Regions from separate parts of the Mus musculus genome. Here region 1 is linked to region 2. Evidence: chromatin loops called from intact Hi-C (ENCODE). Cell type or tissue: heart. All regions are shown on one strand. Links, peaks and the distances in the headings refer to the core of each region. The heading gives the core; the rest is flanking DNA.

Region 1 (16,060 bases), core at 4,545-12,544, 280 kb before region 2:
CTTGTGGTAAAACCAATTGTGAACCCCCTGCGGGTGGCTGTAGGACCAAATCGGATTTTGGCAAACCCTAAACCAAGAGGTCTTGCCCCGAAAAAACCTGCGCCAAAGCCCGTCCTTGGACTGCTGCCCCCTCCCCAAGTCCTCCCCCAGCAGGGGTCCCCAGCCCCAGGATCTTTTTTGAATCGCACAGAGCTGGTAGATCTGCTCTGGTCAATGATGCTAAAAACCTTTCAGATTTTGAACGGCTCCCGGCCAGAGCTAACCACCTCCTGCTGGCTGTGCTCTAATGCCAGACCCCCTTTTTATGAAGGTGTTGGATTTATATCTAGATATAATAAGTCTGAGAGAGACACTGCATGCAGATGGTCCCAAGAGGTCCAGCCTTAATCCTGCAGACCACCATATCAAGACAGGGGACCTGCCTGGGGAACATTCCCTTGTCACATCAGCACCTTTGTAACCAAAAAACCCCCATGGTTCATTCAAACTGGGTTATTCCTACCCACCCACCCACCCCTGAACAGGCTTGGTGGGACTGTTCAACAGGGTTGACTCCATGTGTGCACGGAGAGGTCCTTAATTCCCCTACTGCAAAAGAGTTCTGTATTGTAGTTCAGTTGGTGCCACGCATAACCTATTATTCAGAAAAAATAGTGCCAAAGAACCTAATAGGGCATGTTGGGGGAGACCTCATGAGACAGAAGAGAGAACCTATTTCCCTAACTTTGGCTGTAATTCTGGGAGCAGGGCTAGCTCCGGGATAGCAGCCCTAACGTTGCAAGAGAAGAACTACAACAGCCTTAAATTAGATATAGATCAAGACATCCAATACTTAGAAAAATCCATCGCATACCTAGAGCGAAATGTAGATTCTCTGGCTGAGGCAGTTCTTCAGAACAGACGAGGGTTAGACTTTGCTCCTGCAGCAGGGAGGCTTGTGTGCGGCTCTATGAGAAGAATGTTGCTTTTAGGTAAATCACTCTGGAATAATCAGAGAATTACTAGCTAAGGTTAGAGAAAGCATAGAGAGGCGCCAAAAAAGAACGAGAAAACTCCAAAAGCTGGTATCATTCACTATTTAATACTTCCCCATGGTTAACTACCCTCATTTCTACAATTACAGGGCCCCTGATAAGTCTTCTGTTACTGCTCACATTCGGGCCATGCATAATCAATAAGCTTTTGCTGTATATAAAGCAGAGATTAGGGAGTATTCAATTGATGGTGATGAGATCCCAGTACCAACCAGCTAGCACAGATGATTTAAGCCTATAAAGAGTCCAAGATTGGCCTCTGGAGTCACCAAAAAAAGGGGGGAATAGTTGTAACCCCCAAATTACTGATAACATGAACACAAGATAGCTGCTTCTTCTCCCAACAATAGTATCCTTACTGAGAACAAACAGAAGCTCTACTGGGGACATCTACTACCAAACTCATGCTAAGTAAGGTTCCCTTCTAGGTTCTGTGATGCAGCCATGAATCTAGCTACTTCTACCCTGTTGCAGATACTGCACTCACTAAAAGAAGCATGACATTGAGACTCAAGAAGGCAGTAAGAAGCAAGACCATCTTGCCAGATGGGCAGTGACCGTTTTCTGATGCATGGGTCCCCCATCTGACTCAAGAAATTAGCCTGATATTTTCTGCAGGGTGAAGTTCTTTCCATGTAACAGTCACAACTTTGTTAGGCACAACCCAGGCCTCTAATCCTAACACTTGGGAGGTTCCCACAAGAAGATGGCTGTGATCTAGGCCAGCCTGGCTACACAGGGAGACCCTGTCTCTAAAGAGTAGTCATAGAAATGATAGTAATGAGACTGGAGTGGAGGCAAAGCTCTGGCAAAGCTCTGGTTTGGAAGATAGGAAATACATGCAGCAATGGGAAGTCCTTTCCAGAACATATTTTATCTATTAGCATAATGGGTGAAATTCACACTGAGCCCAGTCCTCTTGTCTTGTTACCTTCCTTTGCTTGTGTGTCCAGGTTTCCAGCAGCAGCAATCTCAGCCCCTCCACATAAGCTGGGCATCCTTAGAACCACAACAACAGGAACAATGGCAACCAAAGCTCAGAGCACAGAGCCAAGAAATAGCAGAGACAGTAAACACAACCCACTCTCTGCAGCTCCAACAGAGCCTGCCCTTTCATTGTCTCCAGTCGGACCTTTAACCACCAGGATCCTCAAGGTGCATCAGAATTTTCTGATGTTTGCGTCTTATCTATAGATTCTTAGTGTGTCAAAAGCCTTCTACCTGTTCTTGGTTGGATCTTCCACTTATGCACTTACGTTGCCTATTTCATAACAAGGACTGAGAGAATATGTTATCTCTGCATGTTAAATTCCATTTTAAAGTTATTTGAGTGCATGGAATGTGTGGTGTCTAAAGATTGTCAAACAAGCTTGACTGTTAGTCAACTTCTGTTCTAAATTTCTAGTTTGAGAGGAGCAGCTAGACTACTAAGGCACCAGTAGGTGCCCAGTGCTTCCTGTTCATCTGTAGATAGACTAGAGCTGACTCAGGGTACTTCTGCCTTGAAAATGGACCATCATGTTTTCTTTTTTATAGTATGGGCTAACATGAGACCCTGTCTCAGCATGCATAAGGTTCACAGATGTCTTCTAACTAGTTCCTGAATGAAAGATGGCTGTTCAAGATTTTGCTGAAAGGACCCTGATATAGCTATCTCCTGTGAGGCTTTGCCAGTGCCTGGCAAATACAGAAGTGGATGCTCACAGTCACCTATAGGATGGAACACAGGGCCCCCAATGTAGGAGCTAGAGAAAGTACCCAAGAGCTGAAGGGGTCTGCAACCCTATAGGTGGAACAACAATATGAACTAATCAGTACCCCGAGAGCTCGTGTCTCTAGCTGCATATATAGCAGAAGATGGCCTAGTCGGCCATCATTGGGAAGAGAGGCCCCTTGATCTAGCAAACTTTATATGCCCCAGTACAGGGGAACGTCAGGGCCAAGAAGTGGGAGTGAGTAGGTAGGGGAGCAGGGCAGGGGGTGGGGGTGGTAATAGGGAAATTTTGGGATAGCATTTGAAATGTAAATGAAGAAAATATCTAATTAAAAAATTTTAAAAAAAGAAAGAAAGATGGCTGTTATGTTTGCTTACTTTTGTTATGAGACAGTGTTTCACTTCATATTCCAGCTGACCTAGAACTGGCAGCAAGTTCCTTCTTTGCCCCTTTAGTAATGCGATTATGAGGTAAGAGAAGAACATTCAGTCGGGATCTTGTTCCTTCTTGTTTTGTTTTGCTTGTTTTGCTGTTGTTTGATTGATTCAGTACTGGGGATCCAACCTAGGGTACATACTCGTCAAATGCTCTACCCCAGCTCTTTTCCTTTCTTTCTTTCTTTCTTTCTGTCTTTCTTTCTTCCTTCCTTCCTTTCTTTCTTTCTTTCTTTCTTTCTTTCTTTCTTTCTTTCTTTCTTTCTTTCTTTCTTTCTTTCTTTCTCTTTCTCTCTCTCTTTCTCTCTCTCTTTCTCCCTCTCTTTCTCTCTTTCTCTCTTTCTCTCTTCCTCTCTTTCTCTCTTCCTCTCTTCCTCTCTTCCTCTCTTCCTTCCCTTCCCTTCCCCTCCCTTTCCTTCCCTTCCCTTCCTTCCTTTCTTCCTTTCTTTTCTTCTTTCTTTGAACAGGGTTTCCCTAAACTGTCCAGGCTAGCTGTGGTGATTTGAATGTTTGGCCCAGGAAGTGACACTATTAGGAGGTATGACCTTGTGGGAAGAAGTGTGTCATTTTGGAGGTGGGCTTTTAGACTCTTCTCCTAGCTGCCTGGAAGACGAGTCTTCTAGTGTTTTCTGAGAGCACAAAATGAAGCTGTGTTCCAGGAATAGCCAAGATTGTACCTTGTGCTGCAGCTGGACTTGGGAATGCCTAAGAATCATTCAGCTGGTACTGGCTTTGAAGTCATAAAGAAGTGATAGAGGGCAGCTGGTGCTGTAAGAGGCCAGGGAAGGCCATTGGTGAAGTGCAGCCTTAGTTGCAGTTGATGGCCCAGGACCAAAGGGGTCTTGGAAAGAAGTTGAGGCTCGGCACCATGAAGCTATTGAGGCTGTTGGTGAAGGTTGGTTGCAGTGGAAGACTCCAGCAAATTGGAGATGATCAGAAAGAACAGGAGCAACAAAGGAGGGGAGTCAACCAGAGCCTAGAGTGCTAAGGAAGACAGAAGTGACGCCAGCCCTTTAGAGGAGACCAGAACATTATGAGTGGATCCCAGACTTTGGAACAAGAAGCTGTAAAGTTGAAGTTGCCTTGGATACCCCAAGATATTTGAGATGTCAGAGCCATGAGATACCTGTTGAGGAATGCAGCTAACAGGGAGTGGAACCAGCCCAAGAGCATGACGTTTGTTGCTGCTGAATGTCAGATCTGCTGACAGCAGTCAACAAAGATGAAAAGAGTTGGAGATCTGAAGAGTGCTTTGACATCAGGCATGGAGATACAGAGTTCAGAGTTTTGGTCTTGCTTTGGTCCAGTATTTCCTCACTATGACAATTTGGAGTAGTAATATATATCCTGTGAGGTTGGAGGCATGTGATCTGCTTTTTAATTTTAATTTTATAGGGGATTGCAGTGAAGTGATTATATGAATCTCAGAAGAGATTTTGAACTTTGGACTTTTAAACATTGATGAAGCTGTGATAGACTGTGGGGAATTTTGAAGTAGGACTAAATGTATTTTACATTATCCTATGGCTAGGTATGGCCCCTATAGACTCATGTGTTTGAACAAGCCTATGGGGGCCAGGGAATAGAATGTGATGGTTTGAATATGCTCATCCCAAGGAATGGCACTATTAGGGGCTGTGGCCTTGTGGGAGGAAGTGTGTCACTTTTGGGGTGGGCTTTGAGACCCTTCTCCTAGCTGTCTGGAAGACAGTCTTCTCCTAGCACCTTTCAGATTGAGATGTAGAACCCTCAGCTCCTCCCAAGTCATGCCTACCTGGATGCTGCCAGGCTCCTGCCTTGATGATAATGGACTGAACCTCTGAACCTGTAAGCCATCCCCAATTAAATGTTGTCCTTTATATGAGTTGTCTTGGAACTCTTGGTCACAGCAATGGGAACCCTCACTAAGACACTAGCTTTGAACCTGCTCTCTTCCACCTTGCCCAGGCATGAACACATCATGATCCTCCTGTCTCCGTCTCCTGAGTAACTGGGACTACACGCCAGAGCTACCAGGCCCGGTTAAATGATTTTTAAATGAAACCTCTGAACTAAGTCGCTTAAGTGACATTTTAATGATATTCAGCCTCATCTCTGGGAAGTACCAGACCCTCCCAGCGTGCACAGTGGAGCTTCTGCTTCCACGTCTGATGCTTAACCTTGCTTGTGGTTGCTAAGGTTACCAAATGGAAAACAATGAAAACACTACATTGAGCTCACAAGGTACCAAGGAAACTATTCAGTAGATTAAGGGACTTGCTGCCAAGCCCAAAGACTAGAGTAGGACATGATGAATGAAAAACATGCAAAAGAACTCCTACAAGTTGTCCTCTGACCTTCATATGTGGACCATGTCATGTGTGCATCCACACACATGCACACAAAGTAAATAAATGTAAGGTTTTTTAAGTCTACAAGGAGGCTCTGATGTCTGTGTTTAGACTGTTGTTCCAAAACAAACACTGTTTTTTGTTTTGTTTTGTTTGTTTTGTTTCGTATTTCAGATGAAGAGATAATAACGTTTGCAAAACCAGGTTTGTAGGAAGGAGCCTGTCTTTCCAGCCTCTGAGGAGACGGAGGCAGGAGGATCATTTGAGCAGTTTGAGACTAGCTTGAGTAACAGTTAGACCCAGTTCAAACATTTTTCATTGACCAGGGATAGTGAAAGGATTGCTCAACAGTTAAGAACACTGGCTGCTCTCCTAAAAGACCCAGGTTCTATTCCCCTCACCCAATTTCTAGGGGATATGGCGCCATCTTCCATCCTTTTTAAGTACCAGGCATACATGTGGGACACAAACATTACATGCAGACAAAAGAGCCATACACATATAATTTTTTTAACGTTAGCATTTAATTAACCCCCACCCCTTGGTCACTTTAAGCCATCAGAACACAGGCACCTCCAACACCCTTCATCTTCTCTTCAGCTCTTCTGCTGAAGAATTTGGTCTTCGTGATGACAGGTTGCTCAGGGAGCTTTTCCTTCCCCAGAACTTTGTAGTAGCATGATTGGAACAACATCAGTGACGAGAGCAGCTCCAGTCTTGTTTATTGCAGCATTGACCCGTGTGTGCTCGCTGACCAGTGTCTAAAATTCATCCAAGTTGACAGTTGGTCAGAAATTCTGGTTCCTCTTCAAGCAGTAATGCCCCATGCCAATGTTCCCAAAGTAGCCTGAATGATATTTGTCAAAGTTGATCCTGTGGTGATGCCTGCCTCCAGCATTCCTCGGCCTCCTGGATGCTTGCGGTGCTTACCGATGTGGCCGTGGCCGTGGCTCACATGGCCCTGGAGTTTTGAGGCCTTCCTCAGTCTAAATGGCATGGCGGTGGCAGAAAGGAGAGAGGGCCACATATAATTCTTAATGAAATGAAGTTTGCAAGTGCAGGCACCTGACACTGAAGCAAACCTGGCATTGCCACCAATGATGGGCAGTAGACTGCACATCATGGTGCTAGAGGAAGCGTTTTCTGAACACACATGATTTTCCAAGCCTTCATTTGTTTAAAAAAAGTGTATTTACACTTTGTAGACAGAATCTGGCCTTTAGCTTTATTTTTAAAACAATTGCATTACATTTACTTATTTGTATGGATGGATGCTTGTGACATGGCATAAGTGTGGTGGTCAAAAGACAACTTGTGAGAATCATTTCTTTCTTTCTACGTGTGAGTCCTGGGATTCGAACTAAAAACGTTAGGCTTGGTTGGCAAGTGCCTGTACTTGCTGGACTACCTTGCAGGCCACACATACAAATAAATATATAAACAGAAAACTAATATATATATATATATGTGTGTGTGTGTGTGTGTGTGTGTGTGTGTGTGTGTGTGTGTGTATGTATGTGTGTATGTATATATATATATATATATATACATGTGTGTGTATATATATATATGTATGTGTGTATGTATATATGTGTGTGTGTATATATATATATATATATATATATATCCCTCAGGAACCCTCATTCACTATGGGTAGAATTGCAAACTGGTACAGCCACTTTGAAAATCACTGAGAAGAATTCTCAAAAAGCTAAAAATAAATCTACCATATGACCCAGCTATGCCAGCCTTAGCATATGCCCAAAGGACAGACATCCTACTCCACAGATAGCTGCTCCATTATGTTCACTGCCTCTCTATTCACAATAGCTAGAAAATGGAAACAACCTAAATGTCCATGGACCAAGGACTAGATAATGAAAAAAAATCTAACTAAATTTAAAAAATCAGTTACAACAGTGCAACTGAAAATTTCCCACTGGTTCATAGTTCTCAATTCTGTAATAATCAGAATACTTTTGATATGGTATAATCACACATTTCTACCTTCTCTTTCCTCCCTTCAAATCCTCCCATATACCCCTCCTTGCTTTCCTGCACATTCTTAGCCTCTTTTCCATTAATTGCTGTTACACACATACATGTATATATATAAAAAAACAAGCAGGTTATATTTAGGAATATAATATATTATATCTGTTCATATAGTCATATGTATTCATATATATAATGTTGCCTGTATGTATGTTTTCAGGGCTGTCCTGGTTAGCAGAAAATAGTGGCTAAACCCAGCTCTCTGAGAAGGCTAGGCTGAGGATATGGGTCAGTGGTAGAAGGCTTCTTGATTTCCCAGAAGGGGAATTCTTCTTTTCATTTCTGAATAGGAAGTTTTACAACTTTCACTAACAAGGAAGGAACTTCCATTCCTGCAGACTTGAAATGCATTTGGAGAGCTTTATTCTCACAAGCCACTGGGTGTCAGTCCTGAGCTGTAACGTAGGAAAATGAGCAGCCAGGAAAGTCAGATCTTGTAGTTGATAGACGTCATACGTAGGTGGTTAGGACTGCGGTTGCTTCCCTCCTTTGGAAGCTTACATGGCCTTAGGGAGGAGGCATTTAAGTAGTTCCAGTTCAGGAGCCACTGGGCCCAATTTCTGAAGCAACAGGGACTTTATCAATAGGGACTTTCCTTCCACCTCCTAGAGCAACCAAAGGCAATCTTTCTACCTCTCCCTCCTGAATGGTGTGGTCACAGACCTGCAAGACCATGCCTGGCCACGGAGCAATCAAAGGCCATAGCAATTGGCTGTATGTTTTGGGATTCTTTTGCACAACCTTGATTAGCACACAACTCAAAAGAGGGCTTTTCATGCCCAGTGTTGGTGATTTGTTATACAGTATTTGTCAGTCAACCCAGGACTACCTGCCCAAGGGTGGTACCACCCACAGTGAGCTGGGCCTGTCCGCATCAATCATAATAAGAAATTTCCCACCGCCTTGCTTACTGGCTAATCTGGTGGATGTAGTTCCTCAGGTGAAGTTTCCTTTGCTTAAGCAATTCTACCGTGTATCAGCCAGCATAAGGTATGTGGTGGTTTAAATTGGAGTGCCTCCCATAAACTCATATGTTTGAATGCTTGGCCCAAAGGGAGTGGCACTATTAGGAAGTATGGCCTTGTTGCAGAAAGTATGTCACTGTGAGGCGGGCTTTGAGGTCTCATATGCTCAAGCTAGGCCTAGTTGGGCTTTTACTTCTGCCTGCCAATCAAGACACAGAACTCTCAGCTCCTTCTCCAGCACAATGTCTGCCTGCATGCTGCTATGTTTCTCAGCATGGCAATAACATATTAAACCTCTGAAGCTGTAAGCCAGCCTCAATTAAATGTTTTCCTTTATAAGAGTATCCGTGGTCATGGTGTCTGTTTACAGCAATAGAAACCCTAATGAAGACAGGGTACTTCCTGCTGCAAAAGCATCCTTTCTTTCTTTTTTTTTTTTTTCAGGATTTTTTTTATTAGGTATTTTCTTCATTTACATTTCCAATGCTATTCCAAAAGTCTCCCATACCCTCCCCCTCACTCCCCTACCCACCCACTCCCACTTCTTGGCCCTGGCATTCCCCTGTACTGAGCCATATAAAGTTTGCAAGACCGATGGGCCTCTCTTTCCAATGATCTTTTTCTACACCAGTTATCACCAAGGCAACATTCTGCAAGTGATGACAGGCCTTCCCAGTATCCCAGTAAGCCCAGCTTACTCTTCCCACTGTTTGGTGTTAGGGCTGATGGGCTATGACACACTGTTGGGCTGCATCTCAGGCAGTACCCAGAGTGATTCTTATGTTCTGGAATAGGGGGAAACGTCACTGTGCAACTGAACTTGACAAATGACACACAGTCAACTGTTTTGAACATAAACAAAGGAAACAAAAGCAGAACCGAGGTTAGAAATGCCTGTGAGAAGCCCTGCATAGTGACTCTGCCTCTCTAACCCCAGCACTCAGGACATAAAGGTGGAGATATCAGAACCTCGATGCTAGCCATGACTACATGAGGCCTGCTTCAAAACAAACATAAGAAAGAAAGAGCCATAATTATTTGGAATATTAAGAATGTTTGGCCATATATGGTCATGCTGATCTGTGATCTCATCATTCAAGAAGGAGAGACAGAAAGCTTGCTTTAAACTGAAAGCCAACCTGGGCTACATAATAAGTACAGGCCAATCAAGGCTATGTAGTGAGATCTTGCCTCCAAAAGCAAAAATAAGGTCAGGTGTAGTAACACATGTCTTTAATCCCAGCACTCGGCAGAGGCAGAGGCAGAGGCAGAGGCAGAGGCAGAGGCAGAGGCAGAGGCAGAGGCAGAGGCAGAGGCAGAGGCAGAGGCAGAAGCAGAAGCAGATACAGGTAAGTTTATATTAGTTCCAGGCCAGCCTGATTAACATAAGTTTCAAGCTAGCTATGGTTATAAGGTAAACAAAAAGCCTGCTCCTAGAGGTTTACAAATATGGCTGCTGTGTCACTTGTGCATCAGTAGGTGGCAGAGAAGTATGTCTATACTCAGTGTTAAGGCTTGTGAACTGCTGAATGATTCATAGCTGAAGACTCCCTTCGTGGGGGTTGGCGGGAAGCAAGCCTGAATTGACAACCAGACTGGCACCAAGGGGCCCAGACAAGGAGCTAGCCTGAAACGACATCAGTCCCATGCCATGCAGACCCAAATAGGCTCCCAGGACTGAGAGCAAGTGGGAAACTAGAAGAACCCTGCCCAGGACCTCAGGTCCCAGATGGGAGTGAGCCTGAGACAGATGACCCTTGCATGGGGGCACTCAGTCAGGCTGGGCTAGGAGCAAGCCAGAGATGACCACCAGACCAACGCCATGCAGCCCAGACAGGGATCTAGCCTGAGATGACCACAAGTTGAGTGCAAAGGCTGGGGCTGGGGGAGCAGATCCTGCCCAGCATGACCCCTGCTCAGTACTATAATGCATGAGTGGGACATGGCACTCCTGAGACCACTCCTGAGATAATCCTAGACACTCAGAGACCCCAGGCACCACTAAGAGGAGCAAGTACGTGGTAGAGAGATGGAAGAAAAAGAGAAACAGAAGGACGTGGGCACAATGAAGAAAGGCAGAACTGGAGACTTGAGGGTAGTGAGAAACAGCCTGATATGAGTAGCTGGTGATGCCATGTGGGATCACAGTGGGGTCCTGGCCTGTGCTGCCACTGGGGGCCATGTCTGTGTCTGTGGCCCTATAGCAGGAGAGGTCTGTTACCACCAAAGGCCAGGCAGATGTCAGTGTTTGGGCTGCTGCCCAGGGATATGTTGAAGTCTGAGAAATGTGCAGAACTGGCCCCACCCCTCACCTTAGCATCATGGGAGAGTTGGTCCTGGAGGCACAGAAGGCAGGAGGGCTGACCCCACCCCTAGCCAGCTGCAATACTCAGGAGAGCTGGCCTGGCACATTGTAGGCGTTATGGATGAACCAACCAAGGACACAAGCTTCGAAGGACTGTCCCTACCACTTGTCACATGTATCATGGATGAGGAAGAGATGCCCTCCCTCACCCTTGCTCCTTGCCACCTATTGCAAACAGGAGAGCTAGCCCTGGGGTCATGAAAGCAGGAGAGCTGGCCCTGCTCCTCACCTGCTGCAGCACTTGGAAGAGCAGTCCCTACACCTTGTCTGGGCAGCATAATAGAGCTAACCCTGGATGTGGGTGTTACAGGTGAGCAGTCCCAAGGGCGTGAGCCCAGGAGAACTCGCTCTGCTTCTTCTCTACTGGATGTTGGTGCAGATGAGGGAGAGGCACTCTCCTCCCTCTCTCATCCCTTACCATCTATGGAAGAACTGGCCATGTGCCTCACTAGCTGCACCACCTGGGCAGTAGGGTAGAGCTGTCCCTGGTTGCAGGGGTTCCCAATGAGCCACCCTGAGAGTGGGAGAGTGAGAGAACCAGTGAGATGACCTGTTCAGATACCTCTCAGGCCCAGATCCAAGGCTTTGAATTGACCCACCCCAATATCTACTCAATCAATGTGTTTCTATAGTGTATGAAGGGGTCAGTCCTACAGATCCAAAACTACAGGATCTCCATGACACAGGGCAACAACAGGATATCCCAGAGGAGGTTGCAGTATTGATAGAGTAGTAGAAGCCAGAGGCTACGTGCCAGACCAACCAGTCATTGCAATCAACATTTGCAAGCACTGCAGTGTGAACAAAAGGGGAATACTGTGGTGTACACTGTGACACACTACAGCTTCCACGATGAGATTTTCTTCTCTATGGGGGAGAAGGTTGCAAGGGTGGAGGGCAGGTACAGGTAGGTGGGGAAGGGAAGATGAGTGAGATTGGTGTGCATGATGTGAAATTCTCAAAGAATCAATCAATCAATCAATCAATCAATCAATAAGAGAAAGAAAAAGGAGGAAGCAGGAGGAAAGAGAGAGGGGAAATAAGAAAGGGAAGAAATGGAAACCAGCCCTGAAACTACTATGAAGCTAAAGGAATAGAATAGATGCGGGGCCCAAATTGCACTACAAAGAAAGAGGTTGGGCTGACAGTACAGATCAGCAGTAGAGAATTTACCTAGCACACGCAGGAAAGAGGGTCACTGAGAGAGATGATCCAGGTATTCATGTAACAATTCAAAACCATATTTCTTTTTTTATTAAACTAATACAATTTATTTTAAAATATACAACTCAGTATTGACTTTTTAAAGTCACCAAAATAATTTATACTAGTTAAATGCCTCTTAAATATACATGATATCTTCTGAAACTAAAAGTAATATGCACTCAACCAGTTTTTAAAATCTGCTTGGTATATTAAACATGAGAGAAGTAGAAAAAATATCTCTTTTGAATTCCTCTATGAAAGGAAATTGTGACAAGTTCCTGATTAGACAGAAACCATTCCATCTCCAAGGGAGAATACGCAGTTTAACTGTGGCTTAATGGAATGAATTGGGTAGTGTTCCTTCTGTTTCTGTTTTGTGGAATAGTTTGAAGAGTATTGGTATTAGGTCTTTTTTGAAGGTCTGATAGAATTTGGTACTAAACCCATCTGGTCCTGGGCTTTCTTTGTTTGGGAGACTTCTAATGACTGCTGCTATTTCTTAAGGGGTTCTTGGGCTGTTTAGATGGTTTATCTGATGTTATTTGGTATTTGTCTAGAAATTTGTCCATTTCATCCAAATTTTCCAGTTTTGTTGAATATAGGATTTTGTAGTAGGATCTGATGATTTTTAAAAAAATTTCCTCAGTGTCTGTTGTTATATCTCCCTTTTCATTTCTGATTTTGTTAATTTGGATATTGTCTCTGTGCCCTCTGGTTAGTCTGGCTAAGGGTTTATCTATCTTGTTGATTTTCTCAAAAGAACTACTCCCAGTTTTGTTGATTCTTTGTATAGTTCTTTTTGTTTCTACTTGGTTGATTTCAGCCCTGAGTTTGATTATTTCTTGCCATCTATTCCTCTTGGGTGTATTTGCTTCTTTTTGTTCTAGAGCTTTCAGGTGTGCTGTTAAGCTGCAAGTGTAAGCTCTCTTCAGTTTCTTTTTGGAGGCACTCAGAGCTATGAGTTTTCCTCTTAGCACTGCTTTCATTGTGTCCCATGAATTTGGGTATGTTGTGCTTTCATTTTCATTAAATTCTAAAGTCATTAATTTCTTTCTTTATTTTTTCCTTGACCAAGTTATCATTGAGTAGGGCACTGTTCAGCTTTCATGTATATGTGGGCTTTCTGTTGTTTTTGTTGCTATTGAAGACCAGTCTTAGTCTGTGGTGAACATCTATGCTCTAAATGCAAGGGCACCCACATTCATAAAAGAAACTTTACTCAAAGCACACATTGCACCTCACACAATAATAGTGGGAGACTTCAACACCCTAGTCTCATCAATGGACAGATCATGGAAACACAAACTAAACAGAGACACATTGAAACTAACAGAAGTTATGGACCAAATGGATTTAAAAGATATCTATAGAACATTTCATCCTAAAACAAAAGAATATACCTTTTTCTCAGCACCTCATGGTACCTTCTCCAAAATTGACCATATAATCAGTCACAAAAAAGGCCTCAACAGATACAAGACGATTGAAATAATCCCATGTATCCTATCAGATCACCATGGACTAAAACCATATTTATATGAACAGTCTCAAAGTTCCTCGTTTTTGTTTTTTGAGATAGAGTCCTTCACTCTAGCCCAGATTGACTTGGAACTCACTATGTAGCCCTGACTGGCCTCAGTCTCATAGTGACCCTCCTGCCTGGCCCCTCGATTCTAGGAACACATTATGTAAGCCACCATATCCCGCTTTGTATTTATTTCATACAAGGTAAACTAGTTCCTTGACAGGCACAAATAATGGGCATGCTGAGCTACTGAGATTGCAACTGAAGTGTGTCCTTATGGCCATTTGTTATAATTTGCCAGTTTGAGTGAAGCACAGTCTGTCTTTTTTTTAGCTGCAGTGGGCATCACCATTCAGACAATGTCCACATTATCTTCTAATGGGAAAATCAATCCTTCCCTAGATGGATGTTTGCAGGAAAATGTAGAAGAGCTTTCCTAATGCCACAGTTCACCTGACTGGGGGGACCAGGTACTTCTGATTTTAAATCAGTCCTTATTTGGAATTTTTGTCATGTTTAGTTTTTATATACTGTAAGAAGAACTATACATACTTTATATAATAATAATAATTATTATTATTATATAAATAATTATATATATATGTATTCTATCTTACTCTATGTTCAGAAAAATAAGAGAGAAAAACTGGTAAAAAAATGCATGGAATACAATATTTCACATCTATTCTCTAGACCCATGGCACTCAAAGTGGTTCATATAGCCAAGCAAACTAAGAAAAGATAGACTTTCTATGTGAGTTTGAGTGTGTCAGCCCAGCTGGAAGCTTGGTGTCCCCTGTAGGGAGGGACAGGATCCTTAAGGACTCCGTCCTTGGAGAGGAATGAATGCAGTTCTCTTGGAATAGTTCGGATGTGAAAGGCCCCACAGAAAACTGTAGTTGAATACATGGGCTCCAGCAAGTGGTGTTGTTTATGGGAAGTCCTAGAAACTTTAGGAGGTGAGCCTGGCTGGAGGCGCTAGGTAAAAGATGGGGGAAATGGTGGCCATGAGTTCATGTGGTTATTCAAATTTAAGTGTGAATCCACTAAAATTAAACTAAGGACTGGTAAGATGGTTCAGTGAATTAATTGCCTTTCATTCAGGTATAAGGACCTGAATTCTGATCCCCAGATCCTATTACAAGTTGAATGTGGTGGACATCTGCAGCCCCAGTGCTAGCAGGCAGGGGTGCAGACAGACAGAACTCTGGAGCTCACTGGCCTGCCAGCCTAGCTGAATCAGTGAGCTGCAGGTAAAGTGAGAGACTCTGTCTCAAAAAGTAAGGTGAAGAGCAATAGAAGACACTTGGATACACACACACACACACACACACACACACACACACACACACACACACATCATTAAACTAGAAAGTCATGCTATCATTTACTTAGCACATGTGACACTAGCTGCTATCTGGGAGTGGTCATTTCCAACAGGGCAGAAAAGTCTATTGGACAGCAATGACATAGATACACTCAAATATTTTGGATGCTGGTCTTTACTGACAGGCAAGCAGAACAACATGAAAGTAAGATTGGCTGGCAGTGGTGGCACACGCCTTTAATCCACTAGCACTCGGGAGGCAGAGGCAGGCGGATTTCTGAGTTCGAGGCCAGCCTGGTTTGCAAAGTGAGCTCCAGGACAGCCAGGGCTATACAGAGAAACCCTGTCTTGAAAAAACAAAAAACAAACAAACAAAAAACCGAAAGTAAGATTGGTCCCCCTGCTTTTTTTATGACATTTTAAGCTATCTATATGAAGCCAATCATTATAGCTCATGCCTGTGATCCTAACACTCAGAGATAGAGAAGAAAGGCTCAGAAGTTCAAGGTTATCTTTAGCTACACAATGAGTTTGAAGCCTATCTGGGTCACTACATAAGACCTTGTCTGAAAAAAAAAATAAACAAATGTCCCTACCTGATAAAAATAATAACCACCACACACCCTTGTCCCCTGCTGCCAACAGTCAATGTTCTAGAGCTAGGATGGTCACACCAAAGAGACCTCGCTGACACACCAGAAAGAATCACCCGAGGTGCTTATTGTAATCATTGTAGAAGACCTGCCTCACATCACGGAATCTGCCTCCAGTAACTTTCCACATGCCTCTGAAGCAGAAAAACAGCTATGACTAGAATTTATACATCATAGTCAGCAAATGAGAACACCTCAGGAAAAGAAGGCATTGGATCTGAAACTTCTGTCCTTTTAGGAATGGAGGATGAGCCTGCATACTGAACCCTGCTCTTTGGGGCTCCATCACCCCAACGGCGGGCCTTCTAAAATCCAGAGGTTACCTGCTGCCTAATGTTGGCAAGGGTTTCATCAAAATCAGTGGAAGAATGAGAGGGAGCTGCATCCAGCAACCATGGGCTGATCATAGAGAGATCCTAAGACTTCCATTCATATTTCACCTCTGCCCCCA
Region 2 (8,000 bases), core at 1-8,000:
AAGCAGCTGCTCCTGAGGGGAGCTGTACTTTATACTTTCCATCTCTGGAGCCTTTGTTCTCTCCATACTACCAGAGACCTCTGGGGATAGCTAGAAATTCTGTCTCAAAGCAGGAAAAACTGGCGCAGCAGCTAAAGGAAGTCACTCCTAGATATCCCCCTGCCTCCCCAGTACTAAGATTATAGTTGTCTTTTTCCTTTGTAGCATTTTGCAGACATGAACTTTTCACAGCCTGTTTGGTCCAGTCATACAGATCACCCACCAGGCCCTGTTTACAGTGCCTTCTGTAAACCTGTTTCTAGGGTGGACATGGTGAAATCCCAACACTGATGAGCAGGAGGGCTGCTGCAAGTTCAAAGCTAGCCTAGCCTGATCTACATAATGAGATACAGGCCAGCCAGGGCTACTAACAGACTGTCCTGAAACCTGTCCCCCTCTACAGCTATACCACGTTAAACATGCCTGACGTCATCGAAGCCTGTGCCCCACAGGTACCAACATCACGCTCAGCTTGTCTGTAAACTGGTTTCTTCCTCACTAGGCTATGGCTCTACAGCTGGCCTCTGTTCCTGAAAATCACATGATCCCTATTGTAATGAATCGTGGCCATGTTGTAGGTTGTTGAGTGCGGCAAAACTGAAGGCACATTGACTTGACTGTGGAGTGAAGTCATGTTTCTCTTGCAGGTCTGTACCATCAGCATCTTGCCCCAGGATGGAGAACAGAATGGCCTCATGGGCAGAGTGGATGAAGGGGTAGATGAGTTTTTCACCAAGAAGGTGACTAAAATGGATTGCAAGTAAGTTTCCAGTCATGTATTAAAAACAGTGTTTCGTTCACATTCAAGCAGCTAATGGTTATAATGTGTCTAGGCATCACAGTCTCATTCAAGAGATTGGCTGTTTGGTTGAATTTTATAAAACGTGTTCTCCAACAAAGTATCATTGTTGTTGCTTGGGAACTTGTTAGAAATTCTAATTTCAAGCTCTTCTCACAAGCCTGCTGAAAGAAGAACTGTGAGACCTGTCCCATAGCAGTGCCCACCCATCACATCCAAGCCACACATCTGTTGGGCCAGGGGCTTTCCTTAGTCATCTGGAAGGTTCCGTCTCAGGGCAGTGAGCATCACACACTGGCATTGCATCCTTTGATTTCTTGTTCATAGTTTGATCTGTTGGCAGGCTGGGCAGTAAAATGGCAGGAGAAATGGTGCTGGACCCTCCAACTTACACTGTTGTGTTGGTATTGACAGCTCTAGATCACCTAGTACACAGACAAGCCTCTGGGCATGCCTGTGGGACATTATCTAGATGAGGTCCGTTGAGATGGACAGATGCAGCCCGATTACTGGCAGCCATATTGCATCCAGTCCCAGACTCAATGGAGAGGAGAAAGCCATCTGAGCATGCTCCCTCCCTCCTGTAGATGTGCACCTCACACTGTACCTATGACTGTCTCTCCATCACGGACTGTACCTTTGAACTGTGAGCCCAAGCAAACCGTTGCTTCCTTAAATAGCTTTTATCTCTAGGTCTTTGATCACAACAACAGGAAAAGTAAAAGAATGTGTCCTCTGAAGACTTTCCTCTATTTTCTTGTTACTAGGATGCTGTTTCCTTAGAAGATAGGTCAATGATACTTTAACTGGAGGTGGGCATGGTGGCACTTGCTTCCAGTCCTACACTCAGGAGATTGGGGCAGGAGGATTATTATAAATTTGAAGTCAGCCTGGAAAACATAGTAAATTCCAGGCCAGCCTGAGCTATATAATCCTGCCTCGACCACACTAAAAAAAAAAAAAAAAAAAAAAAAAAAAGTTCTGTTCACCTTAAAACCCTTCTGTCTTTATACATGATTTTTCTGAAGTTATTCAAATCTGTAACTAAAAGCTGATACATCCCAGAACACACTCTGAGCTTCGATTATGTTTGTGAAGAATGCTGCTTCACCTTGGAGATGAAGTTCAGAATGTATTAAACCTTGCCGACAGCCAAGGGCTGGCAGGCGGGATTGCTGGGGAAGGGCTTGCCTGGGCTGTGGGTTGATGGGTCTTATCTGTGCTCTGCAGGATGGCAGAGTGGAAATAAGTTAACTCTCATATCCATGACACTGGAGCTTAGAGACGCTTGTAAGCTTTAGCAGCTAATTATCGGGCGTCTCTTACACCGGTCTTGCAGCTTAACATAGCATAACTTGGCAGAAAAACCCACCAATATGTCATTTATTCTTGGATAGCTTTTTGGGGTTTTTTGTTTGTTTGTTTGTTTGTTTGTTTTAAATAATACTTCATTCTCACAAATTAAATCACGCCAATTGCTGGCTCCATGCCTCTTCTTTTTTCTTTTCTTCTTTTCTTATTCCCCCTCTATACAAATCTGCAGTATAATCCTTCAAGAGTTTGCTTGGGTTTTGGTTGTTTTAGAATTCAAGGATTAGAGGACTACATTTTCAACTTAAAAGAGCTAAGAAACACCAACACAAACAGTGCAAGATGGAGAATTCCCTCTTGATGCATCGCTGCCGCTTCAGAGTTCTGCTCACAATTGATACCCAGGACTTGGTTTGTTTTTTTTTTCCCCCTATTGCTTCAAAGTCTTTTATTATTCTATATTTTGTTGTTTGCTTTGTTTTTATTATTGTTTGCCTTGCTATTTTATTTTTTGAGACAGTTTTACACTGTATCCCATGCTAGTCTGGAATTCACTAAGCAGCCCAGGAAAAATGTACACTCTCAGTCACCCTCTGCCTCAGGTTCCCGCATGCTGGGGTTCCAGGGGTACACTGCCACTTTCAGGAATGTCAGAATTTTAGTACAGGCTACCATAGTTCTTGGCCTACAGTCACTGCTGATAGACACATCAAAATGGCTGTCGTGACACTGTGTGATTACAGATGCCATTGCTAAGCTGTTCAACTTAGAACTGTATTACTGGGAAATGGGTGAGCCATGGATGTGGACCAAGTGTTCTGTCCCATCTGCCCCACCATGACTTCCTCTCCTGACCAGCAATTTTGTTCTCTGCTTGTCTTTGAAAGATATCTGGGTGATATGTAATATGTAACATCTGTTTTCTTCAAAGATGTTAGTCTAGAATTCTGATCATGTTTCTGAGAGCAAGGACCCCATGGCTCACCTTTCATCAACTCTCAAGGGGACCCACAAAAAGTTGTGTTTTTTTAAATTACATTCTGTTATAAAAATAAGCTGTCAGACATTAGGTAGAACATCATAAATTGGTGTAAAGAAAGCTTGAAGTCTGTGTTACTTGTTCATAATTTTAAATGTCAAGTAAATTACAAGGCTTGAACTAAAAAAAAAAAAAAAAAAAAAAACCACCTTTCTTTCTCCACTTCTTGTTCCCTATAAGCAACTTGTTTATTCCGTTAACTGTTTACTTGGCTCCCACTTTCCCTAAGAATACTTCTCATCCCTAGTTTTCAGTTTTCAGTCGTAATTCTGTCAACATCTGACTACAGAGGATGGTAGTGCATCCTCTCTGACCCTGCTGAATTCCCTCTCTCTTCCTCTCCTTCTCCTCTTTCCCTTCCTCCCTCTCCTTCCCTTTCTCCCTCCCCTTCTCTCCCCTCCCTAACTTTCTTCATTTAATTATATGATAATTTTTATTAGCTAATTATTCAGTGGTTGCTTCAGTGTGCTTCATTCTAGCCCTGTATTTACTACCCTTGTTGTGCGTGGTATGCCGTGGTCACATGTCCTCTGGTATAGATGCTGTCTCCTCTGAAATTCATCCTTTTCTGTTTACTTAGTTTCCCCCACAGTGCTCTCCTTTATTCCCTTCCTTAAATCTCCTGTGAGAGCACACATCTCTCAGTCCACTCTCATCTGGGCTTTGTGGACACATCTCACACCTGTGCCCCGCAGGTCCCAGCGCTCTGGCATGGGGGCAGGGGAGGAGGCATTTCCTTCATCCTCTGTAAGTGAATTCCCTTCACCACCTCCCTGAGTCTTGTCCGTTTCTCAGAGTCTCACCCTTGTTTTGGTGGAGTGCCTCCAGTGGTTACTTCCTAAGAAAGCAGTGTTAACAATGTGTTTCTATAACGTTAAGACCCCCCAATTTAGCTGATCATATTCCTGGGTATTGAATTGTGTAAAGCATTTTGCTTTAGAATGCTGAAAACACTGCTCCTTAATTTTCTAACTTCTAGAATTTTCCCCAAAGAACCTAGTGTCATCTTGAGTCCTGATCCTTTGTTTGTGACATGATTTTGTTTTGTTTTGTTTTGTTTTGTTTTGTTTCCTCTTCTCTGGAAACATTTTTGTATTCTTGGACACCAAAGTTTTATGGTGCTGTATTCCAAAGCGGGGGTGCAGTTTTGCTATTGCAGTTTGTTGGCACATATCACGTAAAGTGACTCTCAAAATCATGCCCATTGGTTCTTTGGGTCTTGAATTGTTTCTTTTGTAAATCTCTTCTGTTTCCTCAGTACACTTTCTGTTAAACATCTTTTATCCAATCCATTGTTTCCTGTTAATCTATTCACTCTCTCCTCCTCTCTCCCGGTTTCTTATTCTCATGTTGTGCTGTTTAACCTTAAATGTCCCACTTCTGTCACATTTTGCTTATATTTCTGTTTTGTGGCTTGGCTGTGTCACATACCCTCACTTGCACTGTTTCTCTGGTTCACCCTGCAAGCCATGAGTTTGGGATAGGCTGGGCATTGTTGACCCGGTGGCTTGAAAAGTGGAAATAACACTCAGTGAATCTTGGCTTTCAGCCAGTCCTGCTCATGCCAGTGCAAGCTTCCCACTCACTTCCACTTCCAGAAGTACCCTGCTCTGCTGTCTACAGCCCCAGAGGGCACTTCAGGAAGTCACCTGCTCTGCCCTCTACAGCCCTGAGGCCACTTCCGGAAGTACCATGCTCTGCTCTCTGCAGCCCCTGAGGTTCTAGCTGCTCCTGGACCCCTAGTTTTTATTTCAGGCGCTCAGATCCATGAAGCTATTTTGTGCTCACTGGGCTTCCAAGTAGTGTTCTTATTCTCACCAGGGTGGTGTGGGTTTTTTGTTGTTCTTCCTTTGCATTTATCCTTTTTTCCAGTGTTGATGGAGTTTCTGAGGAGCTATGGGGAGACCCTGTCTCCAGCTTTGAGCAGCTGGTCCCTTGTGGCATTCATTCTGGTTGGTTTTTGTTTGGTTGGTTGGTTGGTTTGGGTTTTTTTTTTTTTTTTTTTTTTTGGTTTGGTTTTTCCCCACTTCCCAAGTTTTAATGTATCCCAAAATTTAAGCTTATTCTGTCTAGTTTTGTTTTTAGATACAGCGTCTCCTGTAGCCCAACTAACCTTGAACTTCATATAGTTAAGGCTGATCTTGAACTCCTGACCCTCCTACTCCATCTCATAAATACTAGAGTCACAGGTAGTGCTCTACCAGCTCCCTGGCCTTGAGTCTTTTTGTTGTTGTTATTGTTGCTTCTTTCAGCAATGTATTCCATTTAATCAACGATCCAAATATTTGCCAGGATTAAGCACTAAGTGTTGGATTTCACCAATTACCTAATAATTACTGATGGTCAAGGAAGCCCTTTTCAGTGTGCCTCAAATTAAATAAAGCAGTTGCCAAATTATGTCCCAAGATACCCCAAGACAGTTCACCGTTAAGTGTTTAATTCTTACAAAGCACAAGTCTGTCTTCAATCCTGCCTGACTCCCTTCGATTCACTCATAGTCTGTGCGTTTCGTTTCCTCTTTGGTAGCTGTGCCGGAAGATCCTCAGTTTTTGTGTTTCTAAGCCCAGGCTTAACCTTTTAAATGCTACAGGATATGGCTGTTTGTTGATAAGTTTCTCAGGGAACTTGTCTTTATAGCCAAGCCAACACTGTCTATGACTTGGCTGTGGTTGCAGGAGGTCATCCTCGCGCTCCTCAGATGCCCACGAACTCGGGGAAGGAGATGAGAAGAAAAAACGGGACTCTCGGAGGAGTGGCTTCCTCAACCTGATTAAATCCAGGTCCAGATCTGAGCGGCCACCCACAGTCCTGATGACGGAAGAGCTCTCCTCCCCGAAAGGGGCAATGCGGAGCCCACCAGTGGATACCACCAGGAAGGAGATAAAGGCAGCGGAGCACAATGGTGCTCCAGACCGCACAGAAGAGATTAAGACACCGGAACCCCTGGAGGAGGGTCCAGCAGAGGAAGCTGGCAGGGCTGAGCGCAGTGACAGCAGGGGCAGCCCGCAGGGTGGCCGGCGCTATGTGCAGGTGATGGGCAGCGGCCTGCTGGCCGAGATGAAGGCCAAGCAGGAGCGGAGGGCAGCATGTGCACAGAAGGTGAGGAAGGGGTTTGTACGTTTGCTTCGTTGGGGAAAGAGATATAGAAAAATAGCTTGTTGGTTAGATGGAAATATAAATTCTGGATGCCCAAGAGATGGCTCTGTGGTTATGGGCACTTGTTACTCTTATAGAGGACCCTGGTTCCGTTTTTTAGCATGCACATGGTGGTTCAGAACCATCAGTAACGTCAGTTCCAGGGGACCAGACGCCGTCTTCTTAAGGGCCCCAGATACACAGGCGTTGCATACACATGCATATACATACACATGCAAGGAAAACACTCATAAAATAAATCTTACAAAGAAAGTGTTTAGAAATGTAACACCTAAAGATTTATTCCCAAAGAATTCAGAGTCCAGATTCCGAACTCCTGGCTCGTCTTCCCTGCCCCAGGCCCGGCTTTGTTTAATATGTTAGTTGTTTTGGGACAGGGTCTCACACAGTAGCACAGGCTCGCCTCAAACTCGCTTTGTGGTTCAGGTTGGTGTCAGATTTTCTGTGTAGCACTGGGTGGCCCCAAACCCTTGGTGGTCCCCCCGACTCAGCCCCTGTGCCTTCTTTGAGGTTATTGCCTAGCTCATAGCTATACACTCTTGAGAGCCAAGGGGCTTTAAAGGTATGCCCCACCTTTGGCTTCCCTGTGCTTTTGGTAGAAGCCTGCAAGTACTGGTCCCCAGATAGGACTGGCCCTGGCGAATCTGAGCAGAGATGCTGAAGGTGGCTAGAGATGGCAGAACCAAGAGACAAAAAGACCAGGTGGCAGGCAGAGCCGGTAAAGGCCTATTGCGTCCCCATGTCGTTCATAGCTTAAGCTCTTTCCAGGCTTCAAAGTCCTTTCCCATATTCTCCATTTAAATTTCAAAAGAAAAAAGTCAGGGTCTCCTGTTAGAACGGATTGATTACTGAGTCCACTGTTGCTGCTGTGGAGGAAGCAACACCAGTAGAAGTTGCTAAGTCCCAAGGATGAGCATATAGCTTAGTGGTCAAACGCTGGCCTGGCATGTGTGAGGACCTGAGTTCTCTCTCCAGCACACCAAAGGAAATTTTTGAAAAAGGAAAAGAAAAATGTTGAGTTTCCTCAAAATTCAGCTTAAAGACGGTTCACCTCCCTCCCTTGAAGCTTTGTGGTACTGGAGATGAAGCCCCGCCCACAGGGCCTGCACAAGTTCATCCGTCAACCTCCACCCAGCTGCGTTAACTGTTTTGAGTCTCTTTTTTGGAATTTTGTCTTTTTTCTTCTATAGCTTCTTTTTTTTTTTTTTTTTTTTTTTTCCATTTTTTATTAGGTATTTAGCTCATTTACATTTCCAATGCTATACCAAAAGTCCCCCTTACCCACCCACCCCCACTCCCCTACCCACCCACTCCCCCCCTTTGGCCCTGGCGTTCCCCTGTACCGGGGCACACAAAGTCTGCGTGTCCAGTGGGCCTCTCTTTCCAGTGATGGACGACTAGGCCATCTTTTGATACATATGCAGCTAGAGTCAAGAGCTCAGGGGTACTGGTTAGTTCATAATGTTGTTCCACCTATAGGGTTGAAGATCCCTTTAGCTCCTTGGGTACTTTCTCTAGCTCCTCCATTGGGAGCCCTGTGATCCATCCATTAGCTGACTGTGAGCATCCACTTCTGTGTTTGCTAGGCCCCGGCATAGTCTCACAAGAGACAGCTACATCTGGGTCCTTTCGATAAAATCTTGCTAGTATATGCAA

The links. A loop is a pair of places that touch in the nucleus more often than their neighbours do. Peaks named below come from ENCODE experiments on the same cell type or tissue, not always from the same donor. Only the 100,000 strongest peaks of a DNase experiment are listed, where the experiment ranks them.
Region 1: it touches region 2 in a loop (2.6-fold over the local background); 2 of 42 quality-filtered maps call a loop at or near these places.

Annotation. Positions count from the first base shown.
Region 1 is chr13:24,310,752-24,326,811 of GRCm38, reverse strand. It overlaps the pseudogene Gm23340 and the pseudogene Gm11341. Among named protein-coding and RNA genes, the nearest start is that of Cmah, 8.6 kb to the left of the region's middle. In heart, for the core only: CTCF peaks have their summits at 7,927 and 10,008 (motif pointing right); no DNase peak of the experiment used is centred there; H3K27me3 peaks cover 901 bases.
Region 2 is chr13:24,034,472-24,042,471 of GRCm38, reverse strand. It overlaps Carmil1 (capping protein regulator and myosin 1 linker 1), which reads left to right. Exons shown (of 38, transcript NM_026825.3): 33 at 687-799; 34 at 5,864-6,287. Among named protein-coding and RNA genes, the nearest start is that of Scgn, 47 kb to the right of the region's middle. In heart, for the core only: no CTCF peak of the experiment used is centred there; a DNase peak (open chromatin) is centred at 4,801; H3K4me3 peaks cover 565 bases; H3K27me3 peaks cover 361 bases.